Linked DNA regions of Homo sapiens: region 2 is linked to region 1. Evidence: read pairs that join two places in POLR2A ChIA-PET (ENCODE). Cell type or tissue: GM12878. All regions are shown on one strand. Each heading gives the region's core, and the rest is flanking DNA. Links, peaks and the distances in the headings are about the cores only.

Region 1 (5,414 bases), core at 232-2,731:
TAGTCCAGTGATCACTCTGTCACAGTTTTCTTTCTTCCATCTCATCTTTCATCTCTTTAACCACACTCTAGCTAGAATTTTGAAGATCCTACCTTCCTTGTCACTTTTGCACTTAGTAAATCCTAAACTTGGATCAGTCCAACATGTCACACAATAGCTTTTCCAAACCTCCTCTCTCCTCAAGCCTGCACTCTTTTCCCTAGAAAAGGAAATAATTGACTAACATGGAACCTAGACTCCTACAATGCCAGAGCTGGAAAGAGTCATACAGTATGTATTTCCAGCTTCTTCATTTTTTTCCTGTGAAGACTCATGACCAGAAAATTATCCAGTGTTGCCCATTATTTCAAACACTGACGTTTAGTGACTTTAGGAGAACTCTTGTTCTTGACTCCTGTTCCCTACCTTCCTCTGCTCTGGATGGAAAACTGTGAATGTCCAACAGGCAAGGTAGACTGGCCAGGAATACTCTAGGAAACATGACAGGTTCATCTCAAACAAAATATAGAACTTACACCTGGTTTCTGGACTTGGGCATAGATCGTAAGGCTTTTTTTTTCCACTGTTGTCTGGTAATGGTTCGTTTTACCTGGTGAAAAGAAACCATAATGGTTATCTCCCTCTGGTCCCCAGCAGGAGCTCCTTACTCAGACCTGGTCTTTACTGTCCTTTGCATACCCACTTTCCCCAAGGGCACAATGGAAACAAAGCCCTGAGTCCCAGCCCCCCTGCACATTTGTCATATTGTCTTAGGTTAGTTACTTGATCACTCTAGGCCTATCTGTGAAATGGGATTTGAAATACCTGCCTCACGGGGCTGTTGTGATAATTAAATGAGATACCACTTGTAAAGTGTTTAGAACACTGCCTGGTGCATAACAAATGCCCAATACGCATTAGGTGTTTTTCTCATTGGTGTACCATTCAATTACTTTAATCTCTGTTGCTCAATGTGCATATCTGGTCTCCTAATAGGATTCTAAGTTCTTTGAGGGCAGGGCTAGTTGTTTATACCTCTTTTGTATTTTCCAGCTGGTAGTATGTTGCTTCACTCACAGCTTTCTCACCTCCCTATTTCTGGGGGAATTGATGTGTGGGAGGTAAGGGCGGGGGGACGTGTAAGAGGGATGTTCCACCTGGGACTATTTAGAAAATAAAGCAACAATGTCATTCTGTTGCCCACCATCTGGAAATTTTGCTCAGGGCCTAGGGTCTCTGGAAATTAATAAGTTGCAGAATATTTTAATTTTTAGCCAATTTTAAAAAGCTTTCTTTTTAAATTATAGGAGTAATTTATTCTCATCATAAAATAAAAATTGTGAAGAAATATATAAAGTATAAAGTAAAAAGTATAAATCCCCTTCTTCCATTAACCAACCCAATTTCATTCCCAAAAGAAACCGTATTTTTCAATACCTGTGAAAAGAAGTGGGAAAAAAAAGAAGAAACCATTTTTAAAAGTTTGATGTATATCCCTGTAGATCAGCTCTGTGCAACAGAACTTTCTGAGATGATGGAAATGTTCCATATCTGCAGTGTCTAATACAGCTTACAGACACGGGGCTATGGAGCACCTGAACTGTGACTAATGTCACTGAATTTTAAATTTTATTTAATTCAAATTAATTTAAATTTAAAAAGCCACATGTGGCTAGTGACTACCATATTAGACAATGCAGTTTTGGATATTTGCTATACTTATATAGACTTTTTTCCACACAAGAGGTGTCATTCTGCACACACTTCTCTGTAACTTGATCTTTTCACTTAAAATGTATTGAGGACATTTTTCATGTTAGCACAGTAGACCTATCTCATTCTTTCTAAAGTTGCACAGTATCCTTTGTATACATCATGCAGCAGTAAGGATGGTGGGAAAGTGGCAGACTGAAGGATGGAGGTTTATTATGGGATTATTGCAAAGTCCAGGCAGAGGCAATGGAGGCTGGACCCAGAAAATCACAGCCTTTAAGGTAGACTTATTTTAACACCAGTTAATTTATTCTCTTAAAAAACTGGGCTGGGTGCAGTGGCTCACGCCTATAATCACAGCACTATGGGAGGCTGAGGTGGGCAGATCACGAGGTCAGGAGTTTGAGACCAGCCTGGCCAACATGGGGAAACCCTGTCTCTACTAAAAATACAAAAATTAGCCAGGCATGGTGGCACGCGCTTATAATTTCAGCTACTCAGGAGGCTGAGACAGAAGAACTGCTTGAGCCCAGGAGACAGAGGTTGCAGTGAGCCGAGATCATGCCATTGCACTCCAGCCTGAGTGACAGAGCAAGAATCTATCTCAAAAAAAAAAAAAAAAAAAAAAAGGCACATCTCTGAGGAAATAGCATTTTTAGGAGAGGCACATTTTTCTTTGGAAGGGAAAGGCCCAGTGTGTATGTGGTGAGCATGGTGGAATGTGCTGCGTGAGGGTGTGAGTCTTGGGGAGGAAATGTGGGGCAGACACTGATGAAGTTCCAGGAATTCAAGGAAAGTCAACATGGGATTTTTTGTGTGTGGGTATGAGCACGGTGTGCCTAGTGGTTTCAACTTCGCTTTTTTGGTCAGAGTTGATCCTGACTGAGGAGTGTGCGTGAGTGCGTGTGTGTGTGTGTGTGTGTGTGTGTGTGTGTAAAATGGAGGGGAGGACTCAAGAAGCAGTTGGAGGTAGCAGAGGAGGTTCAAGTTAGTCCCCACGAGTGTTTGCAAAGTAAGACATGCCTGCCCAGCACTCTCCTAGGTGCTGTAGTGGCTACAAATAGAGTAGAGAACAGACTACAGTCCTCAAAGACTTTCAGTCTTGCAGGTCAGCTCAGAGTCAAATGTAGAACTGGAAGGACAGTCCTAAATGGTCAGACAGATGGAAGAGGTGAGGTTGATTGTTGCTGCTTAAAAGGACCATTGGACCAAGATAATTTAGTCTCAGGTTATTTTCCCCAGTGCAAGAACAGGTTTTTAGGAGTAAGCTTAACTCGGCTCCAAGTCAGCAAGGTCTTAGGCTCTAAGGAAAAAGTCTTGGCCTTAAAATTAGGACATCTACATTGTAGCCATCATTAGCTGTGTGGCATTGGACAAATCACGTCATCTCAATGGGTCTTTTCTCTTACCATAACTGTAAAATGAGGGCATAGAGTATCTAATATCCTTTTCAGCTTTTACCTGAAGCATAAAGTCTTATGTTACCATGACTTAAAATATTTTCAATCTGTTCTAGGTATTGTTTCCAGATGCTTCCAGTGCAGCTTCTCCTGGCCATAGCACTTACACATTGCCATTTTAATTCATCTACACTAAGAGATCTGTCTATCTGTCTATGTATCTATCTGTCTATGTATCTATCTATCTATCACCCATCGATGGGAACCACTGTGTTCAGTGTTTTCTGTGTATTGATACCAATCTCCACCACAATACCATGAAGTACATAGTATTACCCCTGTTTTGCAGACGAGAAGTTAAGTCATTTGATCACACAGCTTGTCAGTAGCAAAATCTGCATCTGAATGTAAGTTTGTCTAATGCCTATACCCACATTCTTTATCAGTGTATTCTCCTGGACATGAAATTGCCAAAGAGTCATGAAATTGAAAAGCCTTCAGCGTCAGGCTGCATTCTGATGATTATAGCATTAGAAGCTGCCAATATAATTTCTTTAGCAAGGTTTTATGAAAGGTGCAGCAACTAAATATAAATTTTACCGCAAGTTTGAGGCAGTTTTGTGTGTTGCTAACTTACAAGGGACAAATGGTGAATGGGGTTGAGGTGAGGATGGGTATGTGTGTTGGGGAAGGTAGTGGGGAATTGTGGGATGGGGAGCACTATTCCCTTAGAGCACAACCATGTGATAAGCCAAGTGTGGTTGAGGAAAGAGTATGGCGTAGGATCCCAGCAATTTTACTAGGTAGGTTAATGTGGATAAGTTAAGTTCAGTTTTCTCATCCTGGGTCATCTCACTATTTCCTTATAGTATGAGCTAAATGTGATTGCCCTACCCCGAGCCCCATAGGCTGTCAACCTAATTTCTATCTGAATCACCCATCCCTCCTACCTGGCTAACTCTTAGATGGAGGAAATGAGACACAAGTAGGTCGCTGTGCTATGATCTAGATTTTTTTATATATGCAAAACCAACATCAGAGTGCTGAGGTAAGGGCTTTTCTAAGAAGGTTGTGTGTAGATGACACTGATCTACTTGAGAATGAAATCAGTCATCAGCTCAGTGTTATGAGGATCAAGTTCTATCCTTACCATGGGAAGGCAGCCGGGGCATCTCTCCTGGTCTTGGGTCAGGACATTTTGACTCCAGTATTGGTTGGTAGTAGTCAAGGTGGCTGAGGGGAGCACAATGCCCTGAGATATTGTATCATAGGGAAATTTGGAAGAGAGGACAGGGGATGGTACCTCTAGGCACTTCAACTGCAGGGGAATAATTGTGCCTTATTGGTTTCATTCTAACCCTGGTGACTTTTTGGATGAGATCCAATAATTTTCTGAATTCTGTTCCCAGTGAATACTCTTAAACCTCTTGTTCACTTCTTCAGCATCCTGTGTTTACCCTGATGGCAGTGCTAGTCACACTAAACTGAAATTATCTGAATAATGTCTCTCACATTAGAAACCTGTGGCTCTTCTATTTCTTTCCACAGCCTAGTAGAGGGGATCAAGACATGTTGAATTAGACTGAATTAAGCAAGGTCCCAGGATATGTTTATCTACTATTTTTGCAAAGGTGGCCCCATGCAGAAAGCCAGAGTTGTGAGAGCAAGTCCGAGCCTGTGGAGAGAGGTCCCCTGCTTACCACAGAGAGTGTGATAAGAATCTATTTATTGCCAGACACCTACCTCTTCTTCTCAACTGTAGTATTACCACCATGATGAGAATCATGATGACACCCCCTAACAGCCCAGCATACACTGCCCATGGTTTTGTTTCTGGAAAAAAAAAGAAGTCAAAGAGCAATCTCAAAAGTATTCTGAGCTTAAAAACATCTTACATGAAAGTGGGATAATGGAGCCTCATGTTCTATTTCTGCATTCTCTCCCAAGGGAGACGTTTGTTTTCATGGTTTTAGAGGTCAGCTTTAGACCACTGAAAATTTTTGTATCTGTTTTCTTATTCTAATTTCTCTCACTATACTTTCACATTCTTAATTTCATGAAGATTTTTCTATCCAAATGCTTTATTTTTAACTCAACTACCACATGTCTAACATTAAATTATCTTCATCTCTCCTAAGTCAATCTCTCTGCCCAGTTTCTCCATCTTAAGATTGCTAATGTGTCCTGTATCCATTTTGGGTAAAGAGAATATAATGGTTCCATGTGCCGTCCCTGTGAATTCACGCTATTCTCATGAGACACTGGGAGGAAGAAAGATCTACTTATCTTTTTTAAAAATAAACATAATAGTGCTATTGTTGT
Region 2 (7,388 bases), core at 1,855-4,354, 340 kb after region 1:
CAGTGAGCCGACATCACGCCACCGCACTCCAACCTGGGCAACAGAGCAAGACTCCGTCTAAAAAAAAAAAAATTACAGGACTCAAGGTAAAATCCAGACAAACCCTGATGACAGTGCCTCCTTGAGCAGACACTTAACATCTCTGATCCTTTTTCTTCATCTTTAAGATGTCATTAATAACTTCTTTATACGCATGGAGATCAAATGAGATGACATATGTAAATGTGCTTTTTTTAACTGATGGATTGAAATAAACAATAAACCCAGTATCAATGAAAAAATATCACTATTGTGCCTACTGGAAGAATAGAATTGTGAGGATTCTATTCTCACAATATCCTCCTCTGCGACTAGAGGAGGGTGTACCCTGGACACAGCACTGATCACCCAGCTGCCTCTGGAGATCCCAAGGCCAAGGCCACAAGAGCAGCTGAGCAGGGACACAGTTCTTACTCTCTCACCCCATGAACCCCTCACAGCCACAGAAGCAGAGAATCAAGCCCTAGGAAATACCTGAGCTAACACCCTGACTGCTTCAGACCAGACCCCAGGAGAGGCCAGAAATCAGCACCCAGTCCACACCTCAAGTTGGCTGCCTAGCCTGGGTTCCCTGCCTCTCCAGAACTTCCCCTTTGACCCTTGACTTCAGAGCCCTGCCCAGCTCTACTCCCTCCAGGCCCTGCACAGCAGAGGGGAGCCCAGGAAACTGCAGCTCCTACTCTCAGAAGCCATTTACCTGCACTGCACCCACTGGTGGCCACAGAGAAGAATAACAGGAAGCAGAGTCTGGTCATTGTCCTCTAAGGAAAAACAAGATGCACAAGGTCACTGGCTGGCCCTTCCTTTGTCATCCTCTCGTTCTTACTTCCTAACCTTTCTGAGTCAGGAATCCTCAAATGGAAAGTGATGGGCTCATGAGCATTCTAAAACCTCCTGGAATATGCCCCACGGCTGTCCAACACTACAAATACCCAAGGGGCCATGGGCTCATTTCCCTGAAACTCTAAATCTCTAAAACTGAGACCTGAGCTGGCATCATTGCTCCCACACACATGGATCAAAAACATTTTTCTCACCAGCATGGACAGCATCCTTACAGATGCCAGGAGCTGATAGTTCCCTTCCTGTGGACACTCGGAGCTCCCCTGCAGAGGATCCTGATGAAGGGTGAAGTGCTGGTCCCTTTATGTGGAGAGCTGTGGAGAGCCAAACCACCTGAGCCCTGCCCAGCCCAACCCTGAGCAGCCTAGGCTGCTAGCCCCTCCCTCTGAAGCCCTTCCCTCTGAGGGTACCTGAGCCTGGGACCGTGGAAATGAGAAAGGACGTGCGACTGGCTGGAGGAGCAGGGAGCTGTGTTCCTGGCCACACAGGTGACTGTCGCCATCTGAGGAGGGGCATCCTGCTTTGCCAAGGCAGGCCATACAATGTAGCAGTATCTAATCAGATTCGTGGATAGGTCACAATCCTCCCCTGCGTTCTCCCTCTCCCACCTCCCCCAGATGCCCTGGCCCCCTAGACACAACTCTGTCAAGAAATCATCCTTTTAGACTGAGGTGACACCTCATGAAAAATAAATTAATTAATTAAGAATAATAATTGGCCAGGCACAGTGGCTCACACCTATAATCATAGCGCTTTGGGAGGCCGAGGTGGGCGGATTACCTGAGGTCAGGAGTTCAAGACCAGCCAACATGGTGCAACCCTGTCTCTACTAAAAATACAAAAATTTAGCTGGGTGCAGTGGCGTGCACCCGTAATCCCAGCTACTCTGGAGGCTGAGACAGGAGAACTGCTTGAACCCAGGAGGTGGAGGTTGCAGTGAGCCAAGACTGCTCCACTGCACTCCAGCCTGGGCAACAGAGCAAGACTTCACCTCAAAATAATAATAATAATAATAATAATAAATAAATGGGAAAAGAAGACATCATCCTTCCAATCTTTCCTCCAATTTCTCTATGAGGCCTTCCCTGACACCCCCATCACCAGACAAAGCTGATGGATCCTTCCTTTGTCCCACTATACACTGTCCAAACACTAATTATTGCATGTATCCTGCTGTAATTTTATTGTTTTATTAACTCTGTTTAGAAACAATTTGAAATTTATTAAATGTTGCAAAAATAACAATAATATAAAGCCACATATATGCCCTTTACCTAGATTCAACTATTGTTAATATTTCACCCCATTTGCTTTATCTTTCGTGTTCTCTCTCTCTCTCTCTATATATATATAGATATATGTATATAAAATACACCCACACACACAAAATTTTTTTCTGAACCATTTGAAGGTAAGGTACATACATCATGGGCTTTTACCTTTAAATAAATGCGTATGGGTTTTTTTTATTTTGTTTTGTTTTTTGACACAGAGCCTCACTCTGTCACCCAGGTTGGAGTGCAATGGCATGGTCTCAGCTTACTGCAACCCCCGCCTCCCAGGTTCAAGTGATTCTCCTGTCTCAGCCTCCCGAGTAACTGGGATTACAGGCACCCACCACCACGCCCAGCTAATTTTTGTATTTTTAGTAGATACGGGGTTTTGCCATCTTGGCCAGGCTGGTCTTGAACTCGTGACCTCGTGATCCACCTGCCTCGGCCTCCCAAGTGCTGGGATTATAGGTGTAAGCCACCATGCCTGGCCAACTGTGTGTTTTCTAATAATAGGAATATGTCATGTATAACCACAGTACAATTATCAACATCATATTATTAAAAACTCTTTTTTTGGGCTGGGCGCGGTGGCTCACGCCTGTAATCCCAGCACTTTGGGAGGCCGAGGTGGGTGGATCATCTGAGGTCAAAAGATCGAGACCAGCCTGACCAACATGGAGAAACCCGGTCTCTACTAAAAATACAAAATTAGCCGGTCGTGGTGGTGCATGCCTGTAATCCCAGCTACTCAGGAGGCTGAGGCAGGAGAATCACCTGAATCCAGGAGGCGGAGGTTGCAGTGAGCCGAGATCACACCATTGCACTCCAGCCTGGGCAACAAGAGTGAAACTCCATCTCAAAAAAAACAAAAAACAAAAAAAACTCTTTTCTTTTCTGTAGAAACGGGGTCTCCCCATGTTACCCAGGCTACTCCAGAACTCCTGACCTTGATCCTCCTGCCTCAGCTTGCCCAAGTGCTAGGATTACGGGCGTGAACCACCGAGCCAGCCTGTTAACTCTTTTTAACATAACTGATACTTCCCTAGAGTATCATCAGCCCAGGGGTCATGGTGAGTTAGCATTAATGAGACAGGAATTTCTCTGGCTTTCATGCCCTCCCATTGTAAGGAGACTTCTGGTCCCCTTTTAAGTCCATAATCCCAAGGGGCATCTTGTGTGTGCTAACAAACATTTCTCCATTCCACACATACTCCCAGCCCACCCTGACTCCTTTCAGCACTGCCTACTGAAACCACAGTAGGCACACACCACAGCTGAACACCAACCGTATGATTTGGCATCCCTGCTGCCTCTGATGCTGGATCTGGTGTCGGGACAAGTTGCTGGTGTTTAAGGCACTGCTTCCTCTCACTCCCAGGCCTCCGGCACATCTCTTGCTATTCAAGGCATGGAAGTCATCCACCTCATAGGGTGCTGGAGAAGGGAAACGCCTCACTGCTCCCATGATGGGCACCAGACCAGGACATGTCTCCAGGTGTCTCAGTGACCTCAGTGACACTGTTCTTTCAGTGTCTCTTGCAGTCTGTCTCTCTCTTGGACTCAGACAGGAATCTAAGGAGACGAGGATAGAGGACAAACCTGGAAGATGTCATACTACTCTGATGGACCTTTGTCTCTGAATACTAAGATACTATTATTGGAAAGATTTTGTAAGCTCCTTCTCCTGAAACTTTTGAATTTTTTTATTTGAGTATTTATATAGGTATTTGCTTAATACCTGTCTCCTTCTTTATAGAGACAGAATCTATGTCTGTGGTTGTCCACCAGATGTCCAGGCCTATGCACAATGCCTGGCACACAGTGGGCCTTCAATATGCATTAGTTGAATGAAAGAAATTGACTCCAGGTGGTACTAAAAAACACACATGAACGCTTCCTCCAATCCAAAAAAATTTTAGGAATGAAAATGGCCAATGCAAAATTTTACAGTTTTCTCCCCTTTGTTGTAATTACTCTAAGCCATGTTTCCACCATCAAATACTCAATAAAAGTTAGAATGCATGCAACAGCTTGGTGTTTACCAATGCTTTGGAGGAAAAAAGGAAGAGATGTGGTGTCCTGTTTGGGAAAGAACAACAGGACAAAGGAAACCAGACAAAAACAATGGCATCCCCAAACAGATGGATGATAAGGAATAGATGAGAGCCCAGGAACTGGCTGAAATGCAGAAACACACAGGAGAAAAATAGGTCTCCTTGGCACTCTTCAGTTGAATTGGGTAATTTTCTACAGTAGATTTTTCCCGCAGTACCAGAACTACTGGGAATGGCAATGAAAACGTAGCTGGAAGAAAGGGGACCTGAGGCTTCCATTACATATTCATAAATGTTTATTATCCACTTAGTACCTTTCTTTGTAAATTCTGGATTTTTTTTTTAAGACAAAGTCTCACTCTGTTGCCCAAGCTGGAGTGCAGTGGCATGATCTTGGCTTACTGCTACCTCCACCTCCCGAGTTCAAACGATTCTCCTGCCTCAGCCTCCTGAGTAGCTAGGACTACAGGCACGCACCACCATGCCCAGCTAATTTTTGTATTTTTAGTAGAGACGGGGTTTCACTATGTTGGCCAGGCTGGTCTTGAACTCCTGACCTCATGATCCACCTGCCTCAGCCTCCCAAAGTGCTGGCATTACAGGCATGAGCCACCAAGCCCGGCCAATTCTGGATATTTTAAATTTCATTTTTAATACCTCTGGCATTAATTTTCATGTAAATCTGAGGTGAACATCTAAATTGATCTTTCTTCATCTTGCAAATTTTTTTTTCCCAACATTGTTTATGGATTGTTTTCCATCATAATTTTTTTTTTTTTTTGAGATGGAGTTTCGCTCTGGTTGCCCGGACTAGAGTGCAATGTAACGATCTCCGCTCACTGCAACCTCTGCTTCCCAGGTTCAAGCGATTCTCCTGCCTCAGCCTCCCAAGTAGCTGGGATTACAGGTATGTGCCACCACGCCTGGCTAATTTTGTATTTTTAGTAGAGACAGGGTTTCACTATTTTGGTCAGGCTGACCTCAAACTCCTGACCTCAGGTGACCCACCCACCTCAGCCTCCCAAAGTGCTGGGATTACAGGGATGAGCCACTCCACCCCGCCTTTCATCACAATTAGTGCCTTTAGTAGGCATTAAATGAGTTCTTACTTAGGGTCGATTCATCTATTTTTGTACGAGTACTATGTCGTTTAAATTATTACAGCTTAACAACATATTGTGATTCCAAGAAGGCTAATGCCTACATTTACACGTACATATAAAATAGTTGTTTATCAAATGCAAAACCTTATTAAGTGTTTCTTTGGGCCAGGCGCAGTGGCTCACAACTGTAATCCCAGCACTTTGAGAAGCTGAGGTAGGAGGATGACTTGAGCCCAGGAGTTCCAGAACAGCCTGGGCAGCATAGTGAAACCCTGTCTCTAAAAAAAAAAAAAATTAGCCAGGTGTGGAGATTTGCACCTGTAGGCCCAACTACTCAAGAGACTGAGGCAGGAAGATCACTTGAGCCCAGAAGGTTTAGGTGGCAGTGAGTAATGATTGTGCCACCAAACTCCAGCCTGGGCCACAGAAAAAAAAAAAAGTTTATTTTTTATTCTTCCTTGTATATTTATTTCAGACTAACTTTAAAAATCAAAGACCAGGCCAGGCGTGGTGGCTCACACCTGTAATCCCAGCACTTTGGGAGGCCAAGGTGAGTAGATTCACTTGAGTTCAGGAGTTCAAGACCAGCCTGGGCAATATGGCAAAACCCCATCTCTACAAAAAATATAAAAATTATCCAGGAGTGGTGGCACACGCCTGTAGTCCCAGCTACTCAGAGGCTGAAGCAGGAGAATTGCTTGAACCTGGGAGGCAGAGGTTGCAGTGAGCCAAGATTACACCACTGCACTCCAGCCTGAGTGACAGAGCAAGACTCCGTCCCAAAAAAAAAATTATAATAATAATAATAACCCTTTTTAATATATAGTTCAGAGCTAGTTATTTCCTTATATGTCTAATTTCCTCATTTGCTCATCTTGGACAAGCATCAGCAACCTTTTTTCTGTAAAGGACCAGATAACAAATACAATAGACTTTATGGCCACATAAGTCTTTGTTGCATATTCTTCTTTCTTTTTTGTTTGCTTGCTTGCTTATTTTTAACAATTTTTATGTGAAACCCTTCTTAGCTCACTGGCCATGCAAGACCAGGCCATGGTCTAGAGTTCGCCAACCCCTGATCTTGAAGACAAGCAAAGGGTATCAATGTTATTCTCTTCTGTTTTTCCACCCACCCACCTCCTCCTGGAATCTATCACAAGACCTGGTCTGCAGTAGAATCTTTGTATAAATTTGTTTAAAAAAATAAATCTGGCCAGGCATGGTGGCTCACGCCTATAATCCCATCCCTTTGGGAGGCCAAGGTGGGTGGATCACTTGAAGTCAGGAGTTGGAGACCAGCCTGGCCAAAATGATAAAACCCCATCTCTACTGAAAGTACAAAAATTAGCCAGGCATGATGGCTTGTGCTGGTAGTCCCAGCTACTCGGGAAGCTGAGACACAAGAATCACATGAACCTGGGAGGTGAGGTTGCAGTGAGTGAAAATCATGCTACTGCACTTCAGCCTGAGTGACAGAGGGAGACTGTCTCAAAAAAAAAAAAAAAAAAAACATGTGCACACACACACACACACACACACACACACACAAATTAGCCAGGCATGGTGGTGCATACCTGTAGTCCCAGCTCTTCAGGAGGCCAAGGCGGGAGAATCACTTGAGCCTGGGAGGTCAAGGCTGCAGTGAGCCGTGAGCATGCTACTGCACTCCAGCCTGGGCAACAGAGCAAAACCCTGTCTCAAAATAAATAAATAAAGAAAATAATCTGCCTCCTGAGACTAATTATTCCATTTGGGACTGCTTTTTGATTGTAAAAATAAATCTTATGTTCTTTTGTGCTAAATATCTCCTCCATTGGTGGTGTTTCAATTGTCTGGTAAGAGAAATGCAAAATTCCTAGGAAAAGCCCACACCTGCAGATGCAGGCCATTCCTGCTGGAAATCGTATCGTTGGAGAGGCTAGGAGATGGAGTAACCCATGAGTGCCTAAACTACAGGCACCTTGGTCTTTAGAGGCTGTGTTAGACCAGGAGAGAAAGAGTGAGGCAGGGTGTACAGAAGTTACCCTCACCTGGAACCTTCACAACCTTCACTACCACCTACTTACAATTCATCA

What was found. Peaks named below come from ENCODE experiments on the same cell type or tissue, not always from the same donor. Only the 100,000 strongest peaks of a DNase experiment are listed, where the experiment ranks them.
Region 2: POLR2A ChIA-PET joins it to region 1 with 7 read pairs; 2 of 35 experiments call an interaction of 5 or more read pairs at or near these places.

Annotation. Positions count from the first base shown.
Region 1 is chr1:160,619,261-160,624,674 of GRCh38, forward strand. SLAMF1 (signaling lymphocytic activation molecule family member 1) reads right to left here. Exons shown (of 7, transcript NM_003037.5): 4 at 4,836-4,925; 5 at 516-589. Among named protein-coding and RNA genes, the nearest start is that of SLAMF1, 25 kb to the right of the region's middle. In GM12878, for the core only: no CTCF peak of the experiment used is centred there; no DNase peak of the experiment used is centred there; H3K27ac peaks cover 949 bases.
Region 2 is chr1:160,953,651-160,961,038 of GRCh38, forward strand. ITLN2 (intelectin 2) reads right to left here and starts at 1,159. Exons shown (of 8, transcript NM_080878.3): 1 at 1,077-1,159; 2 at 737-800. The coding sequence starts at 1,091. In GM12878, for the core only: no CTCF peak of the experiment used is centred there; no DNase peak of the experiment used is centred there.